Regions from separate parts of the Mus musculus genome. Here regions 2 and 3 are each linked to region 1. A link is a contact called in ENCODE Hi-C or POLR2A ChIA-PET data. All regions are on one chromosome and are shown on one strand. Each heading gives the region's core, a stretch centred on a gene start or an enhancer-like site at or near the end of the contact. The rest is flanking DNA. Distances are from core to core; before and after follow the strand shown.

The links. A loop is a pair of places that touch in the nucleus more often than their neighbours do. ChIA-PET counts read pairs that join two places held with the same protein, here RNA polymerase II (POLR2A).
Region 2: POLR2A ChIA-PET joins it to region 1 with 12 read pairs in embryonic stem cell. The contact joins the promoter of Brf1 here to the promoter of Cdca4 in region 1. POLR2A ChIA-PET finds 5 or more read pairs at or near these places in 2 of 5 experiments (Patski and embryonic stem cell).
Region 3: a loop to region 1 is called in a map of gastrocnemius, with 2.0 times the contacts of the local background. The contact joins the enhancer-like site here to the promoter of Cdca4 in region 1. A Hi-C loop is called at or near these places in 1 of 37 maps with a recorded cell type or tissue (gastrocnemius). POLR2A ChIA-PET finds 5 or more read pairs at or near these places in 1 of 5 experiments (embryonic stem cell).

The regions. Positions count from the first base shown.
Region 1 is chr12:112,827,685-112,832,217 of GRCm38, reverse strand. Cdca4 (cell division cycle associated 4) reads left to right here and starts at 2,697. Exons shown (of 2, transcript NM_001359234.1): 1 at 2,697-2,912. Gm52009 reads right to left here and starts at 3,517. Exons shown (of 2, transcript XM_030247054.1): 1 at 3,508-3,517; 2 at 1,942-3,210. The coding sequence starts at 3,517. The coding sequence ends at 2,426.
Region 2 is chr12:112,998,253-113,002,785 of GRCm38, reverse strand. Brf1 (BRF1, RNA polymerase III transcription initiation factor 90 kDa subunit) reads left to right here and starts at 2,165. Exons shown (of 18, transcript NM_028193.3): 1 at 2,165-2,613. The coding sequence starts at 2,430. 9230104M06Rik (a long non-coding RNA gene) reads right to left here and starts at 2,062. Exons shown (of 3, transcript XR_001780729.2): 1 at 1,874-2,062; 2 at 1,360-1,429.
Region 3 is chr12:112,651,183-112,655,715 of GRCm38, reverse strand. Akt1 (thymoma viral proto-oncogene 1) reads left to right here. Exons shown (of 14, transcript NM_009652.3): 13 at 487-589; 14 at 939-1,895. The coding sequence ends at 1,018. Among named protein-coding and RNA genes, the nearest start is that of Mir6939, 5.9 kb to the left of the region's middle. Within about 2 kb of position 2,100, at least 1 of the 3 ENCODE cell types and tissues checked has a DNase peak (open chromatin) inside an H3K27ac peak, as active enhancers do.

The DNA of each region.
Region 1 (4,533 bases), core at 1,448-3,947:
GTGGCGAGCTCTTGAAGCAGCAGGGCCTTTCCAGCCATGCTCTCTGTGAGGCCCTACCAAATGCAGACTCCTCTCTTGCCCTGATGTCATTTAGGTGTCAGGTCAACTAAGGTTTCTGTGACGGCTACTCCTGGTTGTCACCTTGATTACATCTGGAATGAACTACAATCCAGAAACGGAGGACACACCTGTGATCCAGATCTTGAGGCTGAAGACACAGACTTCTGACCTGGATCTTGACATGGCATGCATCTTAGTTAGGGATTTACTGCTGTGAACAGACACTATGACCAAGGCAACTCTTATAAGGACATTTAATTGGGGCTGGCTTACAAGTTCAGAGGTTCAATCCATTATCATTAAGGTGGGAGCATGGCAGCATCCAGGCAGGCATGGCGCAGGAGGAGCTGAGAGTTCTGAAGGCCGCTAGTGGAAAACTGACTTCCAGGCAGCTCAGATGAGGGTCTTATAGCCCAAACCCACAGTGACACACCCACTCCAACAGGGCCACATCTTCTGATAGTGCCACTCCCTGGGCCAAGCATATACAAACCATCACAGCATGACACTCTCTTTGGATTCAGATCTGGAGGCATAGTGGTCACAAGTAGCTTAGGCCCATGCAAGGTAGTACACACTTTTAATCCCAGGAGATGAAGGCAAGCACATCTCTGAGTTCAAGGACAGTCCGGGACAGAGCAAATTCCAAATCCAGGCATGGTGGTACACACCTCTGGGCCACGTCGGCTGGAGGACGATGTAAGGAAGTTGGAAGGAGGAAGGCTCACTCTCCCTCACCTGCTTGCACTTACTTGCCAGCACATCTGTTAGAATCTGCATATTCAGGATTCCAGCTTACACAGAAAACCAGATGAAACAACTACCCTCATGGACTTCCCATTCACAGATGCCCATTGTTGGGTTAGCTGGACTGCAAACAGTAAGTCATTACAATAAATTCCCTCAATGTAGAGAGGCAACCCATAAGTTCTGTGATTCTAGAGAACCTGACTAGTACAGTTTCCTTTGGATTCTTAGCCTTACTAATAAAATAATTTAAAACTGTTTCAGAAAGAAGGTCATAAACAATTTTATTAAACTTAGAGGGGAAAAAAAAAAGACAGGATAAACAAGCTGAAAAACCTGTGGCCTCCAAGAGGAGATGAGAAAACTGTCTTTTAAGTCGGGCAAGGAGGTAAAAAAAAAAAAAAAAAAAAAAAAAACCAGAAAGCACAGAACCTCAGGAAAACTGTGTCTCAGGGAAACTGTGCCTTAGGCTTTTAGCCAGTACCCAAAAAGGAGATGAAAGAAATGAAAATGGAGCTGAGGGGGTTCAGCAGGAGTTTAGCACCAAGCCTCGAACCTAAGATCCCTAGGACCCACATGTAAAAATAGCGTAGTCAGGAACCCCACTACACCCAAGGCTGCACCTGGCAACCAGAACCCAGTGACATCGCTCACTCAAGATAGTCAGACACAGTCCTAGTACCCCATATCTACTGGACAGTATGTAAGCAGAGACCAAGAACAATGCTCTGTCCTGCACATCTGGAGAGAAGCCACCCTGATTTGCCCTGCAGCTGGAGAGTCTCCCTAGGATCCTGAACCTTCCAGGATCAGAGACTTATGTTAGAGCCTGGACCTGACCTTCAGCTAAGATACCTAGACAGGTGAGCAGTGTTGGGGAGACAGGCTTAGGACCACATAGGAATTGAGAGTGTGAATGACCCTCAGCATAATGAAACATAACTTTTGTTACACTACTTGTTATACTAACTACACGTTAGCTTACTCAAGACACTCAGGGATTAAGAATACTTGCTGTTCTGACAAAGGACCTGATAAGGTTGTTAGCACCCACACTGAAGCCCACAATCACTTGTAGGCTCGAACATGAAATACAGTCATACATGCAGACAAAACAATGACACACACAGATAAGTAAATCCAAAAATAATAGTAATTCAAAAGAAAAACCATGCTAGTATCCAGGTCAAAGTTTGATGGCATGCCTTTCCATCAAATAAAGGGCAAGTATGCCCAGGAATGGGAATGCATTAGTGAGCTTAGGTGAACCACGAAGCCACAAAGACACGATGTGATGTGTATGCCGTATACTTTCTCTTATGGCACCGGTTTTTCTCTCGAACGCTCATTCATTAGAAGTCCCGGTCGGAAGGAGTTTCCAGTCTTTTCCAGCAAACGAGCTTGCTCCCTGTGCTAATGTGGCATCCCCACTGAACATTCTGCATCCACTCACCTTCCCACCTCACTCCATCCCCCAACCAACGCCGTCCGGACTTGGTGTCCTCGTTAAGATCTTGTGCACTACCAGGACCTTATATTTTAATTTTTCTCAGTTGGAACTCGAACCAGGACCTGTTCAGGGATGCCACCACCGAGCCTCGTTCAACCCTTCTATGTCTCAGAGAAGGTGTAGACATCGGCCATGCCCAGGGCTGGCATTAACCGCCCCGCTGTGAGTCAGGAGGGCCAGGATAACGAAGGAGACTCGGGCACCGGCGCGAGGGGGCGCGGCAAGCACCCTGGGGGCGGGGCCAGGCGCAAGGAGACCTGGGAACTGGGGCGGTGGCCAGGCGCGCGGAACCCTGGGAGCGGAGCGCGCGGAACCCTGGGAACGGGTCGAGCCGTCGACAAACAAGGGATCGGGGGCGGGGCGGGGCGCGGGGAGACTTGGGAACGGGGGCGGGGCGGCCCAGCGCGCGAGCCTAACGGCTGAGGCCGAAGCGCGGGAGACGCGGCCGGCGAGGCTCCGCCTTGCGTGGGTTTGAACAAAGCTCCACCCCGCACGCCACCAATCGGCGCTCGTGCGGCGGCGCCATGGCGACCCTTTGTGGGCGCTGACCGATCCGGGTGCCCGAAGGAGTGGCGGGGTCTGCCTTGCGGCGCCGGTAAGTGTGTAGCTGGTTTGCGCCTTCGAGCTTCTGCGGCATGGGCGGCGTCGGCGCAGAGCACCCCCGGGGCGGTCGGGCGGCCTCAGGGTCCTCGGGCTTCCTGCGCCGGCCGCCCTTCGGCGCTCACGACGCCGCGGCGTGTTGAGTGACACATACCGAGAGCCGGAGCGGCGGGTCTGAGCTGGCCGTCCCGCCCTCCGCCCACGCTCCCCTGCTTCCGCTCTCTCTTCCTCCCGTGGCCTTGCCTTTCTCCGCGGTCCCCTCTTCTTTGGTTCACCCCGCGTCGGTCTTCCACCTCACCTTTCGAGCTGGCCGCCGCTTGCTGTGCGCAGTTTCGGGGGACTGGACCTTCCCTGGCTTTTAGCAGCGCCGAGCCCCAACCGTCTGTCTGCTGGCCAGGGACCGATTCCCGATTCCGGGAGGGCTGGGTGGGCTCCGTGCAGCCGCCCGCCTGGTGAGTGTTGGCCTTGCGCTCTTTTCTTTGTTTCTTGGATTTTCATTCCCTTGAGAAGTGTCTTGTGTTGCCTGCCCTTCCCCTACTGCAGTAGACCCCACTTCCTTCCAAACTCATCATTTATGGCCTAGTAGGTACTGCCTGGCATCGGTGGAACTTGGCCGGAACCCGGGCTCTGTCTTTGCTAGCCTGTCCTGAGGCCAATTGTAACTAGAAAAAGCCTCCAGAAACCTTTTCTAAAGTTTTTCTCCCCTAGGTAGGGTCACCAGGGAAGGGACTTCTTCCAGCACTTGAAACAGACGTACAGCACCCGCGTATTTCCTCCTGGTGGCCTTTGTATCTGACATACGAGATGGCAGAGCTGAGCTGGACACTGATCTAAACGATTCTGGGAAACGTTTTCTGCAAGCATAGTCGTTTGTCTCATCAACCTAATGCATTCAGAAATCTCCCCATTTTAGAGGTGCTAGTCTTAAAAGGAAGGCAGGCAGGCAGGCATAAGAAAGCCCCACATCCTTCCAAGGGTCACTGATACAAAGTCTGAAGCAGACGTAGTGGGACAATAAACTCCATCAAAGGACCATCAAGTTCACTGGCCCCAGGATTTTTCCAACTAGTCCCTCGCCCCAGTTGCTCTTTGAGGAAGTATTTTAACACAGTTGTGATTTTCGTTTTGTTTTTGAGACAGGGTTTCCTGCAGGCCAGGTTGGCCTCAGACTCACAGTGCAACCAGAAACAACCTTACTCTCCTTCTCTCTGCTTCCCAAGTCTGCCACCATGCCCAACTTGGAAACCATTAACTTGTGGTTCTCCTTAAAAAAATCCAACATCCAGATGAATGCTTGCTTGCGGTTACAATCCAAGCCTGGGTTGTCATAGATCTGCACAGGTAAAACCAAGACTCTAGTGGATGGTCAGAGCCCAGGAAGCTGCTCCCACATGGTCACTGAGGTAGGACGGCTCCAAGATATGATGGTTGTGGAGTCCTGGGCCGTCTCTTTACCTCAGGTTGTTGTAGGGTAGTTAGCACTCACTTCCACTTTACTGTCCACCGGCCTCAACACTATCTGAGCCCCCAGAATGCCTGGCTCTTGTTGTTCAGCCAGTGCTTGGGTGGGGAAAATTGGAGGGCACCATTGTGCCTTGACTTAGCTTTGGACTGAA
Region 2 (4,533 bases), core at 916-3,415, 170 kb before region 1:
TCTGGGGCACTTTGTTCTGGTAGTCCCAGCAAACAAATATTCTACAAGTTTTATTGAAACAGAAAAAGAATTGAACTCAAGGAAATGTGTGTGCTGGGACTGTTTTGTGGCAAGGGCTTGACTATGTCATACAAACTTGGGAATGGAAGGACGCAAGGCTAATGAGTGGATTGGGTAAAGCAGTGGTATAGCAGAATCCATAGCAGAATCTGTGCAGAGCAAAGGGGTTTAACACAGGCACTCTCTTCTCTTTGTGGTACGCCTAATACTTCTCCATGATGAAGCATTTGGGGGTACCCCCAGCTCTGAGCTATGTTTTCTCTCTACACAATGGCATTCATGAGTGATAAGCTCACCTTTTCATGTTTATCCCCTGCAGAGCAAGATATTCTTGCTCTTTAAGACTCAGATTGGGTGAGCCTTTTTCAAGATAGAATGGCAGGGAAGCATCCCCAGGCCCTCCAAAGAAGATAGGGCTCCACCTGGTTCCTCTGTAGGGGCTGAAGAACTTGCTGCTCTTCCCTTCTTAGCACTTGTCTTACTGCAATGTACATTGGGGTCACTGAGAAGGGACAAGGCTCAGGGGCATCTGTGAGGAGGTCTGAAGGACCCTGGTCCTCCACCTTGGGACTCTGACCATGGTTATCTCCTAAAGACACCAACTGTATAGGGAACCAGGAGCTCCTGTGAGTGCTTCACTCTGGGTTTCTGGAGTATTGCTTTGTTTTTGTTTTTTTTCCGGACATACCATTGGCTGTCCTGGACCTTTTGAGGCATTCAATGACATGTTGATTTGGGATCCCTTGGGGTGACTCGAGAGCACAGGAACTGTGCAGCACTCCAAATCCTTCAATTCCTTCATTTGCCATTTGACTTTAATATGTATTGTGCACATGATGGTGAGAGGGTACATGTGTGGAGGTCAAAAGAGAATTTTGTGGAGTAAATTCTCTCAGTCCGCCTTTACCAGAGTTCTTGGGATTGAACTCAAGCAAGGCAGACAGATTTGCTTGGCATTTACTTGACGAGCAATCTCACCAACCCTTCCTTTGCTATGTTTTGAGGAGATCCCTCCCAAGTTCTGTTTGTTTGTTTGTGACAGGGTTACTCTATGTATAAAACAGAGTCCTGGCTGGCCTCTAATTCACAGAGATTCACCTGCCCCTACCTCTGGAGTGCTGGGACTAAAGGTGTGCACCAACACAATCGGCTTTTTCCAAGTTGTTGTTCTTGTTCTTCTTCTAAATTGTGTTGATAACGCTGGTTTTGCAAGCTGATCAGAAGTCTGCATATTTACAATGCTTCCCTCTTAGTTTGAGCTCCTGTGGCATCCTGCAGTCTAATTTTGGAGTTTCTTACCTGTAGTAGTGCACAAGATTTGCTAAACTTCCCAAGGACTGACAGGTATGGCTGAGATTGTGAGCAGCGCCTGCGGATGCAGAGGGTTCTGTGTATGCTCTACTTTACCCAGAGCTCACTACCCTACTACCCAGACCCGTTACTGCCAGGAAATAGGAAGTCCTGCTGAGAACTCAGCGTTGAGGTGACCAACTGTGGTCCCAGAGACTGTTCACCCTGGGACTGAGGGATGGGGGATGAGGTGTCTGCAGCAGAGTCTGGGAGAACATTCCAGGTCCCTCTTAAACGCTGCCCCGCCGGCAGTCCTTGATCCTGCCCTCTAGGGCTTGCTGACTCCCCAAGTTACTCCCACTACATCCAGCCCAGGACGCTCCCAAAGCCTATTGTGCCAATCAGTGCAGGCTCCACGGGCCGGGCCTTGGCCGCACACAAGTTACCGCCCACAAACCCATCCCACTACTTTGTTTCCAGATTTCCTCTCTCAGACAATCGGCTCTCCTTCGGCTCCGCATACCGAAAGCTTCGTGGCCTCGGCGCCATCTACAGGCTCCTCCCATACTCGTCCCAGCTCCACCCACCGGCCTACTCCGGGCCCCGTCACTTTAAGCCTCGCCCCTGTCCCAGGCTCCTCCCTCAGCCCGCATTTCCTCCTAGGCTCCTCCCACGGCCCGAGTCGGGTCCCGGGCTGCGCTCCTCGCCCCGCCCCGCCCCGCCCCGCCCTTCTCGCCCGCCCTCCAGTCCCGCCCCGTTGTTGGCTTTTGGCCCGCGAGGCCTCCGGGTTCCAGGTTTGGAGCTTTGCTTCCGGCCGCCCGGAAGGTCGGCGGTTCGGTCCCAGCGTCCCAACGATTCTTGAGTTCCTTTATCGGTCCCGCGGGCGCGGCCGTTGCAGGCAGCGCGGCCCGCACGCGCTGGGCGAATCTGCCGCGACGAATCGGCAGGCGTGGCGCCGGCGGCCTCGCGAGAGTGCGGCGCAGACGGAGGCGGCGCGACGGGCCTTGCGGGCTGAGGGCCGCGGGCGGAGAGCGGACTGCTGAGCGGCTGGGGGGCCGGTGGGGCCCCGCGGCTCCACCATGACGGGCCGCGTCTGCCGCGGCTGCGGCGGCACGGACATCGAGTTGGATGCGGCGCGCGGCGATGCGGTGTGCACGGGCTGCGGCTCGGTGCTCGAGGACAACATCATCGTGTCCGAGGTGCAGTTCGTGGAGAACAGCGGCGGCGGCTCGTCGGCGGTCGGCCAGTTCGTGTCGCTGGACGGTGAGTTCTGCAGCTCGGGCGAGGGGGCCGGGCAGGGCTGCGTGTGCGAGGTCCGAGGGAGGAGTCGAGGCTGGCGGGGAAACTGAAGTAGGTCGTCCTGTGACAGACCGTGGGCAGTCGGACAGGGAAACTGAGGCAGGGCCGGGCCGGGAATCTGCAGCCAGGTCCCCTCCGAGTCCCGTACGCCGATGTAAACTCCGCGATCTGCCCGGTCCAAGCGTCGCGGTCCGGTCCAACGGAGGTCGTCGGGCTGGGTCCCGAAATCTGACAGGCACGGCTTTCAGGCTCGCAGGTTCCGTTTATCCGGTTGGCCACTCTAACAGGTGTCATTGCCCTAAGGGCTATGAAGAAGATGTGCCCAGCCTCAATTCTCTGCCCAGTCGCCTGAGTCCTTATCTTTTTAAAATAAGGGTTTGTTTCCTAACCGTTGAATGTCGAGTCTCTAGGTGAGTTATACTTCCAAGTCTTTCTTTGTATATCTGATTCTTGAGGCAAATGTTACTATTTTGACCAAAGGTTTTACATTTTGAAGCATTCCAATTTGTCGCCTTTTCTTTCTTGAGAGTTTCCTTTGTCACGAATCTAAGATGTCTTTGAGTCACCGCGTTTGTCTTCTAAAAGTTATTGTTTACACTTTTACGCAGTTTTGTTTTTATTTTCTGTAGACTGGGGATCTAGCCCAGGGACTCTGGCACACTAAACAGTTCCCAAATCCCTATGTCAGTGGAAGCCTAGTCCACATTTTTTGAGTTAAGCCTTGTGGAAAGTGGGATGTGCGGGCTGAGGCTCCTTTCTTGTCTGCGGAGGTACCATTTTCCACACATAGTTTGCTGAAAGGATTCCTTTTTTTTTTTTTACATGGAGTTACCATTGTTCCTTCCGCAGAGGTCATTGTCTGCCCCCCTGTGTGAGTCTGCTCCGGGTTCTGTAGTGCATTCAGCCTGACCTTTTGTTTACATTTAATGTTTTGCGATCAGAATTGTGAGCCATCCAGCTTTTGCCTTCCTCTATGGACTAGTGTATTTGTAATCTCTTTCCCTTGGACTGTATGTAACTGTATTTGCATATTTATATGTATTGTGTGTATGGAGCTGGAGCCCAGGTCTTGCTCATACTAAGCAAGTGCAGTGCCACTGAGCTCTCTATGTTCCTAGCTTTTTATGGTTTACTTTGAGTTAGGGTTTTGACAAGTTGTCCAGGCTGGCTTTGAACTTAATCAGTAACCCAGGCAAGCATTGAGCTTGCAGTCCTCCTGACTCAGCCTCTTAAGTAGTTGCAGTTATGAACCTGTACTACCAGACCCAACTTTTTGGGTTTTTTTTTGAGACAAGATGTTCCTGTGTAGACTGGTTGGCCTTGAACTTTTAGCAGCCTCCCCTGCCTCAGTTTCCTAAGTACTGGGATTACAAGCATGCACACCATGCCCTGTGCGGCTGAGGCTGTGTGTGTGGTGTGTGTGTGTGTGTGTGCACAGGCATACATGTATGTGTGGGCACATGAGTAAGGAGGCCCAAAGTTGGCATCAGGAACCCTCCTTGATAGTTCTCCACTTTACTGAGTCAGGGTCTCTTGCTGAACTTGGGGCTCCTGATTCCGGCTACTCTAGCTAACCAGGTTGGCCAAGGGATTACCACTCTCAGCCTCCCAACTGCTGGGGTTATAAGTGGCTAACACTCCTGACCTGCTTTTATGTGCATCCTGGGGATCTGCACAGCAAGCATTTACTCCACTGACCGACAGGACTGTCTCCCCAGCCCGTGCAGCAGATTGTTGAATCTGCTGTGAGTTCCAAAAGCAAGCTCACCTGAGGCATTGTCCTGGGGTATTGGCCTGTAGTTTAACATCTATCAGCCTTAGATGTCAAGGTAATGAATGTACTCCTGAAACAAGTGAGCTGTGTCCCTGCCTCCCCACCCCCCC
Region 3 (4,533 bases), core at 851-3,350, 180 kb after region 1:
AGTGCATACACCACTCTGCAGCTTATCTTCTTCATGGGCTGTCAGTGAGGCAGGCGAGCTCACCTGAAGACTGCTTTGAGTCCTGCCACAGCTGTGGTGGTGCCACTGTGTGCCTTTAGTCCCAGCACCTGGGAGGCAGGAGCAGGTGGATCTCTGAGTTTGAGGCCAGCCTGGTTTACAGAGGTAGTTCCTAGGGCTACACAGAACCCCAGTTTCAAAAAATGGAAAGGGAAGAAAAAAAAAAAAACTCAGAAGGGAAATGACAACCAGAGAACGGAGTTCCCACTGCCTGGAGGTGGGCAGTCACTACCCTCTCGTCACTTTGGGCATCTCTGGGCTTGCTCTCCCCTGCCTACACTGCCCTACCCAGTTCCATCTCCTAGAGCTGTTCCCTAGTGCTAGTGCCCACCCGATAAGGTCAGTATTGCCCAGAGAGGATGGAGGGATTGGAACCCAGTAGTAACCAGGCCTTCTGTTGCTCCTCAGCTGAGCCCACCTTTCAAGCCCCAGGTCACCTCTGAGACTGACACCAGGTATTTCGATGAGGAGTTCACAGCTCAGATGATCACCATCACGCCGCCTGATCAAGGTGAGGCCACCCCACTCCATGGCCCCTCAGTGTCTGGCTTGCACTCCTGCTTTTTTTGGGGGGGAACTGGAGTTAACAGGTGGTTGTGAGTAGCCACGTGGGCACTGGAACTGAACCCGGGTCCTCTACCAGAGCAGCCAGTGCTCTTAACCACTAAGCTCTCTCTCAGCCCCAAAACTAAAAGAATCAAACAAACCCTTTGGAGGGTGGTAGCAGCTTGGCGGGGAGGGAGGGAGTGTTCTGAGGGCCAGAGTCACTGCCCCCTCACAGGGCCCCCTTGTATCCTCTGGCATGTGTCAGGTGGGCGGGCTGTTTCTAGAGATGGTCTGAGCCCTCCTGTGGCCCACAGATGACAGCATGGAGTGTGTGGACAGTGAGCGGAGGCCGCACTTCCCCCAGTTCTCCTACTCAGCCAGTGGCACAGCCTGAGGCCTGGGGCAGCGGCTGGCAGCTCCACGCTCCTCTGCATTGCCGAGTCCAGAAGCCCCGCATGGATCATCTGAACCTGATGTTTTGTTTCTCGGATGCGCTGGGGAGGAACCTTGCCAGCCTCCAGGACCAGGGGAGGATGTTTCTACTGTGGGCAGCAGCCTACCTCCCAGCCAGGTCAGGAGGAAAACTATCCTGGGGTTTTTCTTAATTTATTTCATCCAGTTTGAGACCACACATGTGGCCTCAGTGCCCAGAACAATTAGATTCATGTAGAAAACTATTAAGGACTGACGCGACCATGTGCAATGTGGGCTCATGGGTCTGGGTGGGTCCCGTCACTGCCCCCATTGGCCTGTCCACCCTGGCCGCCACCTGTCTCTAGGGTCCAGGGCCAAAGTCCAGCAAGAAGGCACCAGAAGCACCCCCCTGTGGTATGCTAACTGGCCCTCTCCCTCTGGGCGGGGAGAGGTCACAGCTGCTTCAGCCCTAGGGCTGGATGGGATGGCCAGGGCTCAAGTGAGGTTGACAGAGGAACAAGAATCCAGTTTGTTGCTGTGTCCCATGCTGTTCAGAGACATTTAGGGGATTTTAATCTTGGTGACAGGAGAGCCCCTGCCCTCCCGCACCCGCTCCCGCGTGGTGGCTCTTAGCGGGTACCCTGGGAGCGCCTGCCTCACGTGAGCCCTTCTCCTAGCACTTGTCCTTTTAGATGCTTTCCCTCTCCCGCTGTCCGTCACCCTGGCCTGTCCCCTCCCGGCCAGACGCTGGCCATTGCTGCACCATGTCGTTTTTTACAACATTCAGCTTCAGCATTTTTACTATTATAATAAGAAACTGTCCCTCCAAATTCAATAAAAATTGCTTTTCAAGCTTGTGGTTTGCTTTCTGGTGTGGAGCGTCACAGCCTTGTTAGTGGGTGGGAGGTGAAGGGGTGTGGCTGGGGTCACATCAGGGTGGGTCCTGGGAACTGGTCCCTGAGGCTCCAGGGGATGTCGTCCTCATGGCAGGACACTCCTGACAGAAGTGGGAGGATCTTGACTGTCTCTGGAGTCTACTCTTGCAGTGACCCTCCCTGGCCATCTAAGACACCTGCCAGCCCCAGCTGTCGTGTGTCTGGCAGAGCAATAAGCCAGGCCCTGATACCAGGAAGGATAATGCGCTGGCGATACAGTTCAAAAAGGCTCAGGAGGCTTTGGTTGAGGTGACATAGCACATCTGTGACTGAACAGAACTGGGGACTGTTCTGGGTCTGGACAGAGGTGACAGGAACCAAGGTCACTCTAGAGTGTCTGCGATCCTGAGTCCAAGCCGCCACCAAGATATACTGAGTATGTTGCTGGTGACACCTGGTGACTACTGGTGGAACTGCAGCAAGCAACAGCAACTGCTCAGCAAAACATTTAGAGGCCTCCAGCCAGATGGCCTCCCCTAAGGCATGGACTACACATATACAGAGCCTAGTGGCTGGTGGCCTTGCTGGGATGGTGTCTGACTCCTGCAAAGTTAGGGTGGGTGATGATCTGGACCTCTGGAAAATAAGAATATCCACTTCTATAACAGCCAAAGATTTTCTCTAGATGACCACAAGCCCTCTGGAACCGTACACAGCATTGCCTACTTTGGGTTTGTTTGTTTGTTTGTTTAGAGACAGGGTTTCTCTGAATAGCCCTGGCTGTCCTGGAACTCACTTTGTAGACCAGGCTGGCCTCGAACTCAGAAATCTGCCTGCCTCTGCCTCCCAAGTGCTAGGATTAAAGGCGTGCGCCACCACTGCCCAGCACTTACTGACTTTGAAGTAAGATTTATAGACAACACCGGCTGGGTAAACACCTTTAGTCCTAGCACTTGAGTTCAAGGCCAGCAAGGTCAATGTAGCAAGATCCAGTCAGGAGGGAAGAGAGGGAGGGAAGGAGGAAGGAAGGAAATAAGGACTGTAGTGCTTTCTGTGGCCCTCAGACTTAGCACTAAATCTTACCTAAAGTGGCTGAAACGTAGAAACAAACACAGCTAAAGCCAGGGCTGGGCCGGCTACAGGCTGCTCTTTCCACAAGACCCCTCAGGTATGTGTCTCTAGTACAGAGGAGGGAGCCCTGAAGTTGTGCCCTCAACACAGAGGTGGGCAAAGCTCTCTTCCTGAGCCCACTGTTACTCATGAAAGCTGCCCAACATGATCATTGTAGGTGAGAGCGGACATCTAGGGAATGCTCTTGGGAAGTGGTACCCTCTCCCCGAAGACAGGCCTGGCCTAGCCTGAACCACCAGAGCAGATAGGGGATAGACCCTGTGGCCATGGTAGGGTCTGGTAAGCTTAAATGAGGTAAGTAATTCATAAGGCAGGAAGTAGAATGGTGCTTGCTAGGGTGGAGATCGGTGGGAATGAGGTGTGTAGCCACTTGATGACTATAGTTTCCATTTAGGGAAATGACCTACACTAAGGCCAAGAAAGGAGGGAGCAAAGTTTACTATTTGTCTTATGGGAACCGAGTTGAAACAAGACCTTTTGAGTTCTGTTCTAGGATATAGTTAAGTGTTTGTAGTATAGCACTAGAGAGATGTGAGCAAACACCTATTCACCCCAGCTAAGGAACCAATGACAGCAGAGTACAGATACCACCAAAGCCCGACCTGGAGGACCAGTGAGTTTGACAGTGGCATATGAGAATATAGGTTGTTTACAGGAACAGAGATGACTCAGAAGACAGCTGCATTGCCAAGGCATGGGTGACAGCTCACAAAAGCATACCCCAAAACAAACTACAGGCAGCTGAACAGGCTAGAAAGTGATCTGAGCCTCGAGGCAGCTCAGCTGATCTGAGAACGTTTGGGAGGGGAAGCCCTAGTGAATGTGGTCAGTTTCAGGGACTTCCTAAAGCCCTCAAGTTTGCTTGCTGAGCTTAAGGAGCTTCCCTGCAGGAGTGTTCTACCATGCCCCACCCTCACCATCCTGTGTCTTAAAGAGCTCTCCAAGATGGAAAACTGCTACGCAACAGTAATGGTGACAATGGCTTTGTCAGGCATGGCTTTCACCACAAAGGAGAGGCCAGGCAGTCTGCATTAGGAGAGGGAGGCCTACCTACGGAGCATGAAGATGGTGGTGAGGATCCTGCCCATATCCCTTCTTTTTTGTTTGTTTTGTTTTGTTTTTTTCGAGACAGGGTTTCTCTGTGTAGCCCTGGCTGTCCTGGAACTCACTTTGTAGACCAGGCTGGCCTCGAACTCAGAAATCTGCCTGCCTCTGCCTCCCAAGTGTACCAAAGTGTATTAAAGGCGTGTACCACCACCGCCCGGCTTCCATATCCCTTCTTTATTGGGAATGGGGACTGCTTCTTGTTCCCTCCCTTGCTCTCAACAACGTGATTAATTAACACCATCAAGGATGCTTTGATCCACTGGCAATCTGCTGTGCAAACTTTGGCTATCCTAGCTCTCATCCCCCAGTCTTCTCGATCCTTTTCACAAGCTCTCTCAATCTCCTCCCACACCACAGGTGGATGCTCAGCAGGCAGGGTTCT